Linked DNA regions of Homo sapiens: region 1 is linked to region 2. A link is a loop called in an ENCODE intact Hi-C map of the cell type or tissue named here. Cell type or tissue: mammary epithelial cell. All regions are shown on one strand.

Region 1 (8,000 bases), 180 kb after region 2:
CAAACAAAAAAACAGATGCCCGGAGATTTTGAGTCAGTAAGTTTGGATGGGGCCTGGCATACAGGTTTAAAAGTTCCATAGGTAGTTATAACGTTTACACCTTGTTAAGAACCACTGCAACAGAGAGATTTGCTTTATGGAAGGGCTCCTGCCACGCATTTTCATACATGTCTATTTTTCTGACTCTAAGCTAAAAGTGCGCCGACACTACACTTGAGCTGGTGCCAACGTGGTGAAGATTCTCTACTGATAACAGCTTTCATTTTAAACTTGTGTTGGGTCAGGCGCGGTGGCTCACGCCTGTAATCCCAGCACTTTGGGAGGCCGAGGTGGGCGGATCACATGAGGTCACGAGTTTGAGACCAGCCTGGCCAACATGGCAAAATCCCATCTCTACTAAAAATACAAAAAAAAAAAAAAAAAAAGCAGGCAGGTGGCGGGTGCCTGTAATCCCAGCTACTTGGGAGGCTGAGGCAGGGGAATCAGTTGAATCCGGGAGGCGGAGGTTGCAGTGAGCCGAGGTCCCGCCACTGCACTCCAGCCTGGGAGACAGAGTGAGACTCAGTTAAAAAAAAAAGACTTTTGGTGGTGGTGGGGACCATGCCCAGGATTGGGCTCTCTCCATACTGATGAGGATTCTTCTTGTTTTGATGACCAACCCCCAAGCAGAAGCTTTATTTATTAACATCACTTCAAAAATAACGTATCAAAGGGGCACCCTAGGCCGGGTACTGTGGCATCACACCTGTAATGCCAGTGCTTTGAGAGGCTGAGGTGGGAAGATTGCTTGAGCCCAGGACTTCAAGACAAGCCTGGGCAACAGAGTGAGACCCCATCTCTATTAAAAAATAGGCCGGGCATGGTGGCTCACACTGGTAATCCCAGCACTTTGGGAGGCCGAGGCAGGTGGATCATGTGAGGTCAGGAGTTCGAGACCAGCCTGGCCGACATGGTGAAACCCTGTCTTTACTAAAAATACAAAATTAGCCAGGCGTGGTGGTGGGCGCCTGTAATCCCAGCTACTCAGGAGGCTGAAGCAGGAGGATCGCTTGAACCCAGGAGGCAGAGGCTGCAGTGAGCCGAGATCATGCCATTGCACTCCTGCCTGGGTGACGGAGCAAGACTCTCTAAAAAATAATAAGGTAAAAGGAGTACCTGTGGATGAAAGCAGCAGCTAACAGCTCTGTGATTCAGCTAGACCTAGATATTGTGCCCATTCCTTCCCCTCAGTCCATTTTCTGTAGCCCCTTTAAAAACCAAAAAACAACTTTGAAGTCACTTTGGGTTTAAAATAAATAGTGGTAATTTGTATAATCAATAAAGAGTTCACTCTGCTCTTACTGAGGGGACTTGTCTGAAAGCTGGCTTAGCGGTGTCCAGGCCAGAGAACATCCTGTGTGGACTCTTAACAATGAAACAGGAGCCGCAATGGACAAGGTGTTCTGATCTCCAAACCCAGCTCAGGGATTGAAGCTAACTACCGCCACTCCTTCCTCTCTCGAAGAACAAAGAGCCAGTACCCAGGGCTCTGCCCACCCCCGAGAAGGGGTGCCTGATTTCTTATGTCTAGGGTGGCTCCTCTGTGCAGATCAGACAGGACTGAGAGCAGACAAGCTGAGACCAGCATGACCAGTACAGGGCACGCAGAGCGTGGGGGCAGGTCCGAGGCTGCTGCTCGATGCAGGGTATGACACCAACCCTTCCTGAATTGCCATCGGATGAGGAGACCTGGTTCCCTGTTGAAAGAATGCCAGGGGAAATGCTGCATGTGCACAGCTGGAAATGGGGTTCCTTCTCTAGGAAGAGCACTCGGAATAACCTGCTGGAAATGGGGTTCCTTCCCTAGGAAGAGCACTCAGAATAACCTGCTGGAAATGGGATTCCTTGGCTAGGAAGAGCACTCAGAATAACCTGCTGGAAATGGGATTCCTTGGCTAGGAAGAGCACTCAGAATAACCTGCTGGAAATGGGATTCCTTACCTAGGAAGAGCACTCGGAATAACCTGCTGGAAATGGGATTCCTTACCTAGGAAGAGCACTCGGAATAACCTGCTGGAAATGGGGTTCCTTCCCTAGGAAGAGCACTCGGAATAACCTGCTGGAAATGGGGTTCCTTCCCTAGGAAGAGCACTCGGAATAACCTGCTGGAAATGGGGTTCCTTCGCTAGGAAGAGCACTCGGAATAACCTGCTGGAAATGGGATTCCTTCGCTAGGAAGAGCACTCGGAATAACCTGCTGGAAATGGGATTCCTTCGCTAGGAAGAGCACTCGGAATAACCTGCTGGAAATGAGATTCCTTCCCTAGGAAGAGCACTCGGAATAACCTGCTGGAAATGGGATTCCTTCGCTAGGAAGAGCACTCGGAATAACCTGCTGGAAATGAGATTCCTTCGCTAGGAAGAGCACTCGGAATAACCTGCTGGAAATGGGATTCCTTCGCTAGGAAGAGCACTCGGAATAACCTGCTGGAAATGAGATTCCTTCGCTAGGAAGAGCACTCGGAATAACCTGCTGGAAATGGGATTCCTTCGCTAGGAAGAGCACTCGGAATAACCTGCTGGAAATGGGATTCCTTCGCTAGGAAGAGCACTCGGAATAACCTGCTGGAAATGGGATTCCTTCCCTAGGAAGAGCACTCGGAATAACCTGCTGGAAATGAGATTCCTTCCCTAGGAAGAGCACTCGGAATAACCTGCTGGAAATGGGATTCCTTCGCTAGGAAGAGCACTCGGAATAACCTGCTGGAAATGGGATTCCTTCGCTAGGAAGAGCACTCAGAACAACCTGCCTGCTTGAGGGTGACAGCAAGTGTCTCACACTTCTCGTCTACTCCAAGTCAGATTCCTAAAAATAAAATAGAGCTCCAATGGGCAATTTAAGCAAAAGCCTTAGAAACATGGACACCTGAAATGCTGGCCTACATGAAGGGTACGATGACATTTTATATATTAAATAAAAATTCCCAGTCCTGTTTTAGTATTCATCAGAATAGCCTCTTGGACCCTCGAAGTTCTACACCTTTGGGAGATATAAATTTCCTTAAAATAAAGGGATTGCTTCTTTGTGTAAATAGCTTTCATTTTCTCCATCTGGAAGTGATTTCTGCCTGCATGTTGGAGCACAAAATACTGCAGTTAATTAAAGCATTACTGGATGTCATTTGCTAGAATGTATTTCCTTACTGCTGACAGAAAACAGAACAGACTCTAGGAAAGAAGTAGCAAGTCCGTGACCCTGGCCGCTCCTGGTGGCTGCCCTTCTCCCTTCCCTGACAGTCTAAGGAAGCAACGCGTGGGAGCAGAATGTGGCCGACTGAGCCCAGTCCTGACCTGCCCAGTTGCAGTGGAGCCTGTCTGTAATGTTGTGTAAAGTGTTTTGCTTCTGACTTGGAACCCTACTTGCCCTGTGAATTTCTATCCTGTGAACCTTCCCTTCTCTGTCCTTACCGTTCCCATCACAGCCTGCTCTTCCAGTGACGGCCAAGTGATTTCTCTCCTGCACGCATGAGTCCATCCTGTTTCCTTAGTAGCTGGATGGACGTTTTGCCATGAAAACTCTTTGGGAAGTCTTGTGTCCTTTAGTGATTTCTCTCCTGCACGCATGAGTCCATCCTGTTTCCTTAGTAGCTGGTTGGACGTTTTTGCCATGAAAACTCTTCGGGAAGTCCTGTGTCCTTTCAACAGGGGAAAACTGGCTGCGGCCCTTCCATTAGGCTCCAGGATCATTACCTCGTTTCCATTCTTTCTTTTCAACAGCTCCCCACTTTACTAGGGAAGCCAAGGGATCAACCTAATGAGAAAAGAACCTTCCCTGTAGCCCACCTGGAAGGGCATTGCCTGCCAGCTCCTTCCTTCTCACCTATGTGAACAGGAGGGAAGATGCCGGCGATCCATGGATCTGTGGGACATGAAGGACGTGTCCATCAGAAATGAAAGCAGCCTGGGATTGGAAGCATCCACAGAAGACTTGATCTGCAGGTCTTGATTTGGACCTGGCACTTTGACACCAGGCGAGTCACTGATCCCCTGAGCATCCATTTTCAATATTGGTGAGAGGGGATTATAATGAATATTGGCTGTGAAGGTCACACAAGACCGGGCTATATGCACTTGCTCTGCCATAAGGCAGTGTGAAGTGTGTTCGTGATCACTTGTGGGCGGGAGCCTGTGGCTGTCTTGCCTGGACTGGCTTTTTTAAACATGGATGAGTGGTGACAAATCCTGCGGCCGTGTGCAGGCTACATCCGCAGCGAGCTCCGCATATCTGGTCTTTGCCTTTTTAGGTCATGACTGTAATATCAAGCTTACACGAGAGTTTTAAAAGACTGAGCAGTATCCCCTTCCCCTGGCAGCTGCTGCTTCCGTAGCATTTAGGGATAAACCTGCAGACACTGAGAAGAGAGCTTCCTCCCTCCTGGGGCTGGTGGCGAGGCTGCCTGTTGTGGAAAATAGGGCATGTCTCCTGTGAATGCGAATTGCGAGGGTTGCCAAAGCCTCCCTTCCAAGAAACTTGCTTAGGTGTCTGGTGTCCACAGACCAGACTCTTCTCCCGACAGGGACAAAAATTCTTGCCTGCCTTTCTTTTTCTTTTTTTTCCTTTTACTTATTCTTGCCTTTTTTCTTCTTCTTCTTCTTTAGGTATGATGCCCCCCAAAAAACTAAGCAAGATTAACTTGGGACAGGCAGTTCTAACTGGGAAGCCTGAGCTCACAGGCTGTTTGGATTACTTTCCAATTGTGTTTCAAAGATGTTTAGACTTTTCCCAAGGCCAGCTGAATCCTTATAATCAGCCCAAAAGTTCCTTTCTGTTTCTGTCTGTCCCCTTTGAGGGTGTTGACTCAGAGAACCTGGGGCAATATGAGATGTTAAAATAAAAATAGCGTCCAACGTCCCGCCTCCTGGGAATGCTGCTCACTTCATCCGAGGGTTCTGGGAGCTTCTGCTCAGTCATCAAATGGAATTTGCACAATTGTCTTGCCTCCTGTTTTGGGTAATTTTTCAACAAGTGAGAAATTAAGAACAGCTTCTCAACAAACTTCCCTCTACTTCCAGGGCCAAGAAAAGTATTTGCAGTGTGGGCTGCAGCTTTCAGGGGTCTCAGGTGAAATGGTGGCAAGAAACCCCAGCTCCCTTCATGTGTTTGCCTTGCGCTGATGGAAAAGGAAGGCACTTCTCAGCTGCCAGAGACCACATTCCACAGGGTTCTTCACAAAATCAAGCACTGCAGTGGACCAACTGGAGCAGCCACTGGAGGGCTTTAGAAGGCAAATGGAATACATATCAAATGCTATATAAAGAAAACATCTGTTTACACAGAGTCCCCCACAGCCTCATACCTACACCCAATATCAAATGCTGTATAAAGAAACATCAGTTTACACACAGAGCCCCCCACAACCTCATACCCACACCGAATATCAAATGCTATACAAAGAAACATCAGTTTACACACAGAGTCCCCCACAGCCTCATACCCATGCCTGTCACATCTTTGCACAGCCCTAAAGGATCCAGAGCTTTGGATCAGCAGCTGGCTAGCTCGGAGGCCAGAGGAGGGTGCTGAGGGGAGTGGAGGTCAGTTGGGGTAGCCCTGGGCCCTGGCTGCACAGTCCAGCTGCTGTGTGGCCTGCATGTGGTATCTTAGGTCATGAGAGGGCCTGGGCAATTCAGTGCTATCTGTACATGTTGGTGGGGTGGGAAGGAAAAGGTAACTGTGTATTTACTGTGTCCTGGATACATTATCTCATCGGATGAAATTCCTGCTAAGTTAAGCTCCGTTTAGTGGACGGGACTTGGAGGCTCAAAGAGGGTAAGTGACAGGCCCAAGGATATGTGCCTAGTGAGGGGTGAGCCAGGATTCGATGTGTGACTAGTAAGGGGTCAGCCAGGATTCAATATGTGACTAGTAAGGGGTCAGCCAGGATTTCATATGGGACTAGTAAGGGGTCGGCCAGGATTTGATACGTGACTAGCAAGGGGACAAGCCAGGATTTGATATGTGACTAGTGAGGGGCGAGCCAGGATTCGATATGTGACTAGTAAGGGGTCAGCCAAGATTTGATATGTGACTAGTGAGGGGCGAGACAGGATTTGATATGTGACTAGTGAGGGGCGAGCCAGGATTTGATATGTGACTGGTGAGGGGCGAGCCAGGATTTGATATGTGACTGGTGAGGGGCGAGCCAGGATTTGATATGTGACTGGTGAGGGGCGAGCCAGGATTTGATATGTGACTGGTGAGGGGCGAGCCAGGATTTGATATGTGACTGGTGAGGGGCGAGCCAGGATTTGATATGTGACTGGTGAGGGGCGAGCCAGGATTTGATATGTGACTGGTGAGGGGCGAGCCAGGATTTGATATGTGACTGGTGAGGGGCGAGCCAGGATTTGATATGTGACTGGTGAGGGGCGAGCCAGGATTTGATATGTGACTGGTGAGGGGCGAGCCAGGATTTGATATGTGACTGGTGAGGGGCGAGCCAGGATTTGATATGTGACTGGTGAGGGGTGGAGCCAGTCAGGATTTGATATGTGGTTAGTGAGGGGTTAGCCAGTCAGGATTTGATATGTGGCTAGTGAGGGGCGAGCCAGGATTTGATATGTGACTAGTAAGGGGGTGAGCCAGGATTCAATACGTGACAAGTGAGGGGTGAGCCAGGATTCAATACGTGACCAGTGAGGGGCGAGCCAGGATTCGATACGTGACCAGTGAGGGGCGAGCCAGGATGCGATACGTGACCAGTGAGGGGCGAGCCAGGATTCCATACGTGACTAGTGAGGGGTGAGCCAGGATTCGATATGTGAGTAGTGAGGAGTGAGCCAGGATTTGATATGTGGCTACTGAGGGGCGAGCCAGGATTTGATATGTGACTAGTAAGGGGTCAGCCAGGATTTGATACGTGACTAGTCAGGGGGTCAGCCAGGATTCGATACGTGACTAGTAAGGGGTCAGCCAGGATTTGATATGTGACTAGTGAGGGGTGAGCCAGGATTTGACATGTGACTAGTGAGGGGTGAGCCAGGATTCAATATGTGACTAGTGAGGGGTGAGCCAGGATTCGATATGTACCTAGTGAGGGGTCAGCCAGGATTTGATATGTGGCTAGTAAGGGGTGAGCCAGCCAGGATTTGATATGTGACTAGTGACGAGTGAGCCAGGATTTGATATGTGACTAGTAAGGGGGTGAGGCAGGATTTGATATGTGACTAGTAAGGGGGTGAGGCAGGATTTGATATGTGACTGGTGAGGGGTGAGACAGGATTTGATATGTGACTAGTGAGGGGTGAGCCAGGATTTGCTATGTGACTAGTAAGGGGGCGAGCCAGGATTTGGCTCCAGCCTTCATTCCAACATCCATGCCTTTTGTACTTCACCAGCAGTTTTCAAATTTATGGGACAAAATTTTACATTGGATTCCCTCTATACAAAATAGATAAAAGTATTTTATGAATACATTTTATGAGTTCAAATATTTTTCAGAAGAAATCAGTAAAAGCATTGAAAACTATTCCAGCAAATAGGAAGCACTTTAAACCAAGGTTATGGATGAAAATGTGTGTGTATCAACCCCAGTTTACTTCTGGGTTGCACAGAATAGAGAAATCTTGATTTAATCCAGCTAAGAATTTTCAAATAGTATCCATTTTGTTTTGTTTTAAACAGCTCTTCTTGCAATGGTAGAGGCTCTTCAATTAAACAGAGATGGTAACAGGCTCCTTGTCTCCTGAAGTCTTCATGGCCGTGAACAGCCCTTGGAGAAAGAGGTTAACAGAAGCAAGGGCCTCCGACATCTTACATTTGCCCCCAGAAGACATTTGAGGATGCGCGTTGCGTTATTACCATTTTTAATGTTTAGTTTTTAGAACTAAAACTAAATGCATTTTAAAAGTGAAGTTAGAATCAAACCTTTGTAGAGGTTCTCACTCCACCAAAACATCACTGAAGATTTCCAGGTTTCCCCAGGTGTCTGTTTGGAAGCTGCTGCCCTCATTGACGCACG
Region 2 (8,000 bases):
TATTTCCCTGTTTTTGTGGATTTACCTGTTTTTGTGTTCCCAAGGCTTAGACATGAAGATGGGCTTATATGTGTATCCCTTGGTCACATAACAGCTAACCATGTCAGATCTGCTGGTGGGTTGGGTGGTGGCCCATGATTAAACATTGTGAACCGTGGGGGCAGAGGAGCTGGAAGCCGTAGATCTGCCTCAGGCATGGATTGCATGATCAGGGCCCGGAAGCACTGATTCCATCTATCACTCTGGCTCTTTCCGCCTCATAAGGGGACCGAGAAAGGGATTGTGTGTGAGGTAATTTGAGTTATCTGGCATGTTCACGTAAAGGCTCCGGAACTTTGTCATTCCTGATGTACTCCATGAAAAATCCTGCAGATTTTATTAGTCCTTTCAGATAGCTCTGACTATTAAGTGAAAATAGGCATTTTTAACAACAAGGCGATGCATCAGCCTGCACTGGGCTTGACTTCCCGCACGGCTGTCGCTGCCCTCCTCCTGCCTGATGCCACTCACACATGTTTGGTTTTCTGGACAATTAGGTGCAGTCTGCAGAAGTTGATGAATAAATTACTTTTTACTTTTTTTCTTTTGGTCAACCTAGAATAAAGATTATTTGAATGACTGTATCCTTGAACTGTTTTGCTAGGAGACTGGATGACAATATTCGAACTGTTGTAAGAGGTCAGACGAACGTGGGGCAGGATGGACGGCAAGTAAGTAACTCATTCCTCCATATTACCTATGCTCCCCTGGTTTCTCCCGGCAACCAGATGACCAAAACGTCGATGTGCCCTCTTGCAGAGCACTTTCCGATTGATCCGTTTCATACATGGCAGGACAAGACAGGGCAGGCGCCCACAGCAGCCACGTGCTGTCCCTCAGTGTCCCTTGGACCAGGACCGTGAACTGTGGCACCGCTCACCCGAGGCCAGATGAGAACACTGGGGCTTCCTTGTCTTTCTCCTTCGTGTCGGGCATCTCTTGTGCCCTCTTTTATTTTGTGGGCTGTGGCTAAATGAGGTTGCTGCATTCGTCAGCTGAGTTGTTGGGGTTTTGATATTTTGTGGCTGTAAAAGATAGTAACCTGACATAGTTACCATTTCCTCGTACCTCGCTTTGCCAGCAGGCAGGTGACTCAAGATTCATTAAAAAATTTTACAAGTTGGCCGGGCACAGCGGGCACAGCGGCTCACGCCTGTAATCCCAGCTACTCAGGAGGCTGAGGCATGAGAGTCACTTGAACCCAGGAGCCAGAGGTTGCAGTGAGGCGAGATTGCACCGCTGCACTCCAGCATGGACGACAGGGGTGAGACTGTCTCAAAAAAAAAAAAAAAAAAAAGTTTTATAAGTCTTATTGGATCTAGTTAAGGAGGCCATTGGAGGGAATGAAGTAAGTCTTACTGGATCTAGTTAAGGAGGCTGTTGGAGGCAATGAAGGGAAAAGTGTGTAGGGAGGAGATACTCTTTAATAATTGAGGGGCCAGATGTTATCTGTGAACCATTTCCCTTTTTATTTGATTCTGTTCTTCTGTTGAGGCATCGTATTTCAGAATGGCTGTTGTAGTAGAAATGCTGAGCTTGCCTTTCTAGCCGTCCTCTCTTGCCATGTCCTGTCCTCCCTTATCAGCACTAACTCAGGTCAGGACTGCTTCTTTGCAATTGCTTCAATGCTGTGATTTCTCCTCTTTGACATTTTTTAGGACAGCTAATTTCTAAAAATGTTCATCCTGCTGCCCAGATTTGGAGTGGGAGGAGCATATAATCCTACGCTGAAATTTCCAGATCTCTGATATTTCTGTTTCCTTCTGCCAGTTGCTTACAGATATTAGGAGTCTCTTTCTTTTACATCTGTAGTTTTCCCATCTGTCTATTTTTACTACTTTATATCACTTTCTTTTTCCATTTTTCCACTTTATAGTCACTTTCCATTTGATAGCCAGTTTCCTTTGGCCTGTTTGTGAGTAGCTGGCCTTCTTGTCATCATCAGAATTTGTGTGTAGACACATTAGGTTCCTAAAACTGTTCTGGTTTTCTGGACTCCTGTATTTTTTTTAGCCCTCGTTACCTCGTTTTGTCTGTTGAGGTATATTTCATGAAGCATGGCTTCTTTGGCAGATGAGGCCCATGTAAATGGGACCTTCAGAGGGGTCCTACAGAGGGACAGGGCAGCCTCAAGCACTCCAGCTGCATTCTGCTGCTTAGCTGTCCTAATCTGTGTTTGATCGTATTGTCTACCTCTTCAGACACCGTATCAGCTCTGGCCACTAAATGAAATCCAAGGCCAGGCATGGTGGCCCACACCTGCAATCCCAACACTTTGGGAGGCCGAGGCGGGGAGATCACTTGAGCCTAGGAGTTCAAGGCCAGCCTGGGCAACATGACAAAACCCTGCATCTTCAAAAAGTACAAAATTAGCTGGGCATGGTGGTGGCCTGTGCCTGTAGTCCCAGCTACTGAGGAGGCCGAGACAGGAAGATCAGCTGAGCCAGGAAGTTCGAGGCTGCAGTAAGCCATCATCGCGCCACTGCACTCCAGCCTGGGAAACAGAGTGAGACCCTGTTTAAAAAAAAAAAGAAATCCAAATTCCTTTGCTTGGCATTCAAAATTCTGGTCTCCAATTCCAGTTTTGCCTCCTCTTGTGTTCTGTCTACACTGAAGACTTTGTGCTCTACGAGCATGCCTGTGCTTTCTGGACCTGTGCTTACAGACTCTTTTGTGCTTGAAATGCTTTTCCTCCTATTTCTTTAAGCCGCCGCATTTCCCAATCTTACCCATCCAAGGACCAGCTCAGATACTAGTTTCTTGACGATGTTTTCCATGGACCTTATCTGAATACACCAAGGAATCAGAATTTTGAACTGGAAAGGATTTGAAACTCATCTGGGCCCCTCCCCTCATTTTACAGAGGAGAAAATGGATTCCAGTGTCCCTCGATGTCCTTTCTCCATAAATCCCACAGCCCCATTCTTGTACTTTTCATTTGGCTTTTGGGGTCTCCCTTGACTTACCAGAGAACAAGTCTCATCCCTTTGATGTTTGTAAGCTCCTGGAAGGTAAGAACTGTATCTTTGTCATCTTTCTATTTCACTACACATAGGCCACATGCAATAACATTTTATTCAACTGAGCCAGGCACAATGGCTCATGCCTGTAATCTCAACACTTTGGGATGCCTAGGTGGGAGGATGACTTGAGGCCAGGAGTTTGAGACCAGCCTCGGCAACATAGCAATACACGTCTCTACGAAAAGGTAAAATAATTAGCTGGGTGTGGTAGTACAAGCTTCAGTGAGCTGTAATGGTGCCGCCGCGCTCCAGCCCGGATGACAGAGCGAGACCCCATCCCCAAAAGCAACAGCAAAACCCCCACAACATTTTATGCAACTGTATTGAATATTTTGTCTGTCTAAGATTGTTTATTAATTATAAATAAACAAAAACATTTTATCATAAAAACATCATTTTGATCAGCAAGTGGGTGTTCCTTAAAAGTGATTTAGAACTTGCTTTGTGCATTAAGAGTCCCAACTTGCTGCTACTGGGAATAGTAACACTGCTTGTTCAGTGTGATTCAGCCTACATTTGGAATGGCTCACTAGAAGTCTTACAGTGCAGGAGTCATAGATGTTTAAAATTTCAAGAATGTGAAAATAGTGAGTGATTCATCGGCATTTTTTGTTGGGTCATGCTGTGCATAATAGATGTGTATCTTTCAGTTATTTACGTTTCAACCTGTGGTTCTGGACTCTTGCAAACTAGCGGTATTACAGAGTCAGACCCAGAATTCGACAGTCTGCAGGAATGTCGGCGTTCTCCCCCATCCCGTATTAATAGGTTACAGGTTGCCGCAGCAGAGCAGGTCGTATTTCACAGAGCAAGACCACATTTTCAAGAATGTTTAGATAGCATTTCAATCTGTGATGGAACTTTGTATTCGTCTCCTTAGAATCCAGACAGAAAGGAAGCCCAGAAGAAATAACTGCTTTTCCTGTCATGGCCCCATCTGTCTTTTCCAGCACTTTGTAATGCAAACTGAAGTACAAGCTTTTTTTTTTCCAAGGAGCTCTTGGGTCCTGTCCTTGTCAACTCCTAGGTATGAAAGCCTTGCTCTCCAGCCCTGGCTGGCTGGTTTGCTAAAAGGAGTCTATTTGACTGCAACAGACTTGGTGGAATTACGGATGTTCCAAAATACTGAGTTTTGTAGGTCAAGAGGCCCCACGTTCCCCTCTTCCCTGGAAGAGAAGAGAAGTTTGCTTTCAGCACTCGCTTCCTAAGCTTCTGAAGAACACTCAGAAGGGAGTGGCATATGGACAAAAGGAGGTTTTCGTTTTATAAATTTAATCTTGATTGTGTTTAACCAGAACCGATGTGCCGCTTTTAAATTTGTATTTATTATTATCATGTTAGGGACAGGGTCCTGCCTTGTTGCTCAGGCTGGAGTGCAATCATTTTTCACGGTAACCTTGAACTCCTGGGGCCAAGTGATCCTCCCACCTTAGCCTCCGAAGTAGCTAGGACTACAGGCATGTGCCACCACACACAGCTATTTTTAATTTTTAATTTTTTATTTTTGGTAGAGATGGGTTCTTGCTGTGTTGCCCGGGCTGGTCTTGAACTCCTGGCCTGAAGTGATCCTCCTGCCTTGGGCTCCCAAAATGCTGAGATTATAGGCATGAGACACTTATTATTACAAGTCGTCCCCACTTACCTGTGGGGGATACATTCCAAGACCCCCAGTGGATGCCTGAAACCCAGAGAGTAGCAAACCCTATATATGCCATATTTTTTCCTATGTATACATACCTGTGATAAATTTTAGCATGCAAATTAGGCACAGTAAGAGATTCACCACAATAACTGAAAATAAAATAGCACAATTATGACAGTATGCCAGCATCACTCCTCTTGTGATTTGGAGCTGTATGTAATAGCCGAGATGGCTGCTAGGCTATACCCAGCCTAGATGTGCTTCTTGCTTCTTTGTTTTTTGTTTTGTTTTTGAGTCAGAGTCTCGCTGTCAGCCAGGCTGCAGTGCAGTGGTGTGATCTCGGCTTACTGCAACTTCTGCCTCCTGGGTTCAAGCGACTCTCCTGCCTCAGCCTCCTGAGTAGCTGGGATTACAGGCATGCACCACCACGCCTGGCTAATTTTTGTATTTTTAGTAGAGACGGGATTTCACCATGTTGGTCAGGCTGGTCTCAAACTCCTGACTTCATGGTCCGCCCGCCTCGGCCTCCCAAAGTGCTGGGATTACAGGTGCGCACCACCATGCCCAGCTCATTTTTGTATTTTTAGTAGAGACAGGGTTTCACCATGTTGGTCAGGCTGGTCTCAAACTCCTGACCTTGTGGTCCGCCCGCCTCGGCCTCCCAAAGTGCTGGGATGACAGGCGTGAGCCACCGCACCCGGCTAGGTGTGCTTCTATATCTGTAAATAAGGGGAAAGTGTTGACTTCACATTCATGGTGTCTTAAATGACATTTTTAGCAGAAAAGTTGCTTTTGAAAAGCAATGTTTTTGACTCAAAAATTATTTGGGGGTAAGGAATGATTTAAATATTGAAGGCATAATTAGGTCATTTCTTGAGCTTCTTGAAGTTTCTGAAATACCAGCCGCTTGGTTAACATTCTGCTAAACGTTTGCAGAGTCTTTGTTTTTTGACCACCTTCTATGTGGGCCAGCTTGAACTGGTCTAGTCTGTGACCTCTTCTAACCAGACGATGATGCTCTTATAAAGTTTATATGGCACGGAATCCTCCCCATTTTTATCTGTTGAAATCATCAGTCAAAAGCTTTAATTAAATGCCCACGTTTAAAACTTTGTGGATGAGTCAATTCAACAAGTACATGATGTGGTATGCTATGAAATTTTTGCAGCTTCCCAAGAATTAAAATGGATGGCTTGAACGTAGGTGAAAGAGAGGTGAATAGAGGGGCGGGTTAGAGGAAGAAAAAGCCGGCAGTGGGAAGTTTCAAGAGTGGCCAACGTTGACCGGTCGTCAGTAAGCTCTCAGACTCACAGGAGAGGATCAGCCACCGAGTTTCTGTCTCTTCAATGGAGCCTGGCTGCAATGTAGCCATTTCTTTGATCAGAACAAGAGTAAGGTTTGGGAGGAGAAGAGAATTATTACAAGTCGTCCCCACTTACCTGTGGGGGATACATTCCAAGACCCCCAGTGGATGCCTGAAACCCAGAGAGTAGCAAACCCTATATATGCCGTATTTTTTCCTATGTATACATACCTGTGATAAACTTTAGCATGCAAATTAGGCACAGTAAGAGATTCACCACAATAACTAAAAATAAAATAGCACAATTATGACAGTATGCCAGCATCACTCCTCTTGTGATTTGGAGCTGTATGTAATAGCCGAGATGGCTGCTAAGTGACTAATAGGTGCTGTATTCAGCATGGATATACTGGGTGAAGGAATGATTCGTGACCTGGTCAGGACAGAATTGGGTGGTGCAAGATTTTATCACACTACTCAGAATGGCGCATAATTTAAAATTTACTAATTGTCTGTTTCTGGAATTTTCCATGTAATATTTTTGGACCACAGTCAACTACAGGTGGCTAAAACCTCAGAAAGTGAACTGCTGATAAGGAGGGGGTGCTGTATTGCTCACTCCTTCGCTTTGGAAGAAGGATTAGGTAATTGTAGTACAATCTTCCACCCAGTTCAGGAGTCCTTTGTATTACATCTCTGACGTTTCATTATCTTGCAGAAGCTTGGCTACTTTCAGTGATGGGGAGCTTGCTACTTTGTTGGTCCACAGGACAGACTAGTTCAGTTTTATAGCTTTAGTTGTGAGAAACTCCTTTCTTAGACTGAACTGAAACAGTGAAATAGACTTCATTGTAACTTCTTGTTGATCTTAGTTCTGCCAGCTGGATGGGTGTAAGCCTAATCCCTTTTCCTTACTACAGCTTCTGAAATTGAAAATGGATATTATGTTCCTAAGTGTTCCCTTTTCTAGGCTAACCATTCTTAGTTTCTTCATCTTTATAATGCAATTTCCAGACCCTTTATCATCCTTGCTCTTGATAGCTGTTTGTCAGCATCCCTCTTAAAATGTGGTTCCCAGGAGTGGACATGCTGTGTCAACATATACACTGAGACAGTTGACCTCTTTGTTCTGGGCCGAGCTCATTAACTTAGGGACTGGGGGTCCAGAGTGTCTGTCAAGTCCCTGAAATTAACTGTAAATTTTTGTATGTCTAGACATATTTATGGGAGGAAAACTTATTGATTTTTCTAGATTTTCTAAGGAGTCTGTGACTCTTCAAAACTTAAGGGCCACCGATTTTAGACACTGTTCTTCCATTACCTTGGATTTGCTGAGATTTTTGATTGTAGACATTGTTCTTCCATTACCTTGGATTTGCTGAGATTTTTTATTTTAGACACTATTCTTCCATTACCTTGGATTTGCTGAGATTTTTGGCAGCCGTATTACATGGTTGGCTTCTACTGAGTTGGCAGTCACCTGAAACCCCCAGGTCAAGAGTCGCAAACAGATGTCCGCAGAGCTGGGAAAGTAACCTAAGCGGCGTAAGCAGGCTGGTGTGTGTCCACATGCATCCACCAGGTCCTAAGGGGATAGTCACAAGTGAATTCTAATCAGCTGTTGTCACGTCTGAACGCAGACCTGGAATTGCCAGATCTATCAGTTTTTCAAGAGCAGCCGGAAATCCGGATTTTCATGTAACTCTCACAATTTTTAACTATTGGCTTAGTGTTTTTCACAAACACTGCAAAGGGCAAACAAAACACATCTGTGGGCCAGTACTGTCCCAGGTCTTTCTTCATATGACTTTCATTTAAACTTTCTCCACCTCTGTTTGTGCAAGAGAGTCTTTGAAATTGTCAGACCGTGTGTGTCTCAGCTTTCGTTTCATCCCACTAGTTCTGCTCGATTGTTTATCCCATCAAGATCTTTGGGAGCCTTGATGACCTCCCCACTTTATCATTAGCAGATTTGCCAGACATGCCTTCTGTG

What was found. Peaks named below come from ENCODE experiments on the same cell type or tissue, not always from the same donor. Only the 100,000 strongest peaks of a DNase experiment are listed, where the experiment ranks them.
Region 1: it touches region 2 in a loop (3-fold over the local background); 3 of 110 quality-filtered maps call a loop at or near these places.

Annotation. Positions count from the first base shown.
Region 1 is chr17:508,382-516,381 of GRCh38, reverse strand. It overlaps VPS53 (VPS53 subunit of GARP complex), which reads left to right. Exons shown (of 22, transcript NM_001128159.3): 22 at 1-7,714. Among named protein-coding and RNA genes, the nearest start is that of VPS53-AS1, 10 kb to the left of the region's middle. In mammary epithelial cell, no CTCF peak of the experiment used is centred here; DNase peaks (open chromatin) are centred at 4,211 and 4,871.
Region 2 is chr17:690,128-698,127 of GRCh38, reverse strand. It overlaps VPS53 (VPS53 subunit of GARP complex), which reads left to right. Exons shown (of 22, transcript NM_001128159.3): 4 at 644-710. Among named protein-coding and RNA genes, the nearest start is that of VPS53, 21 kb to the left of the region's middle. In mammary epithelial cell, no CTCF peak of the experiment used is centred here; DNase peaks (open chromatin) are centred at 3,667, 5,807 and 6,537; H3K27ac peaks cover 3,573 bases.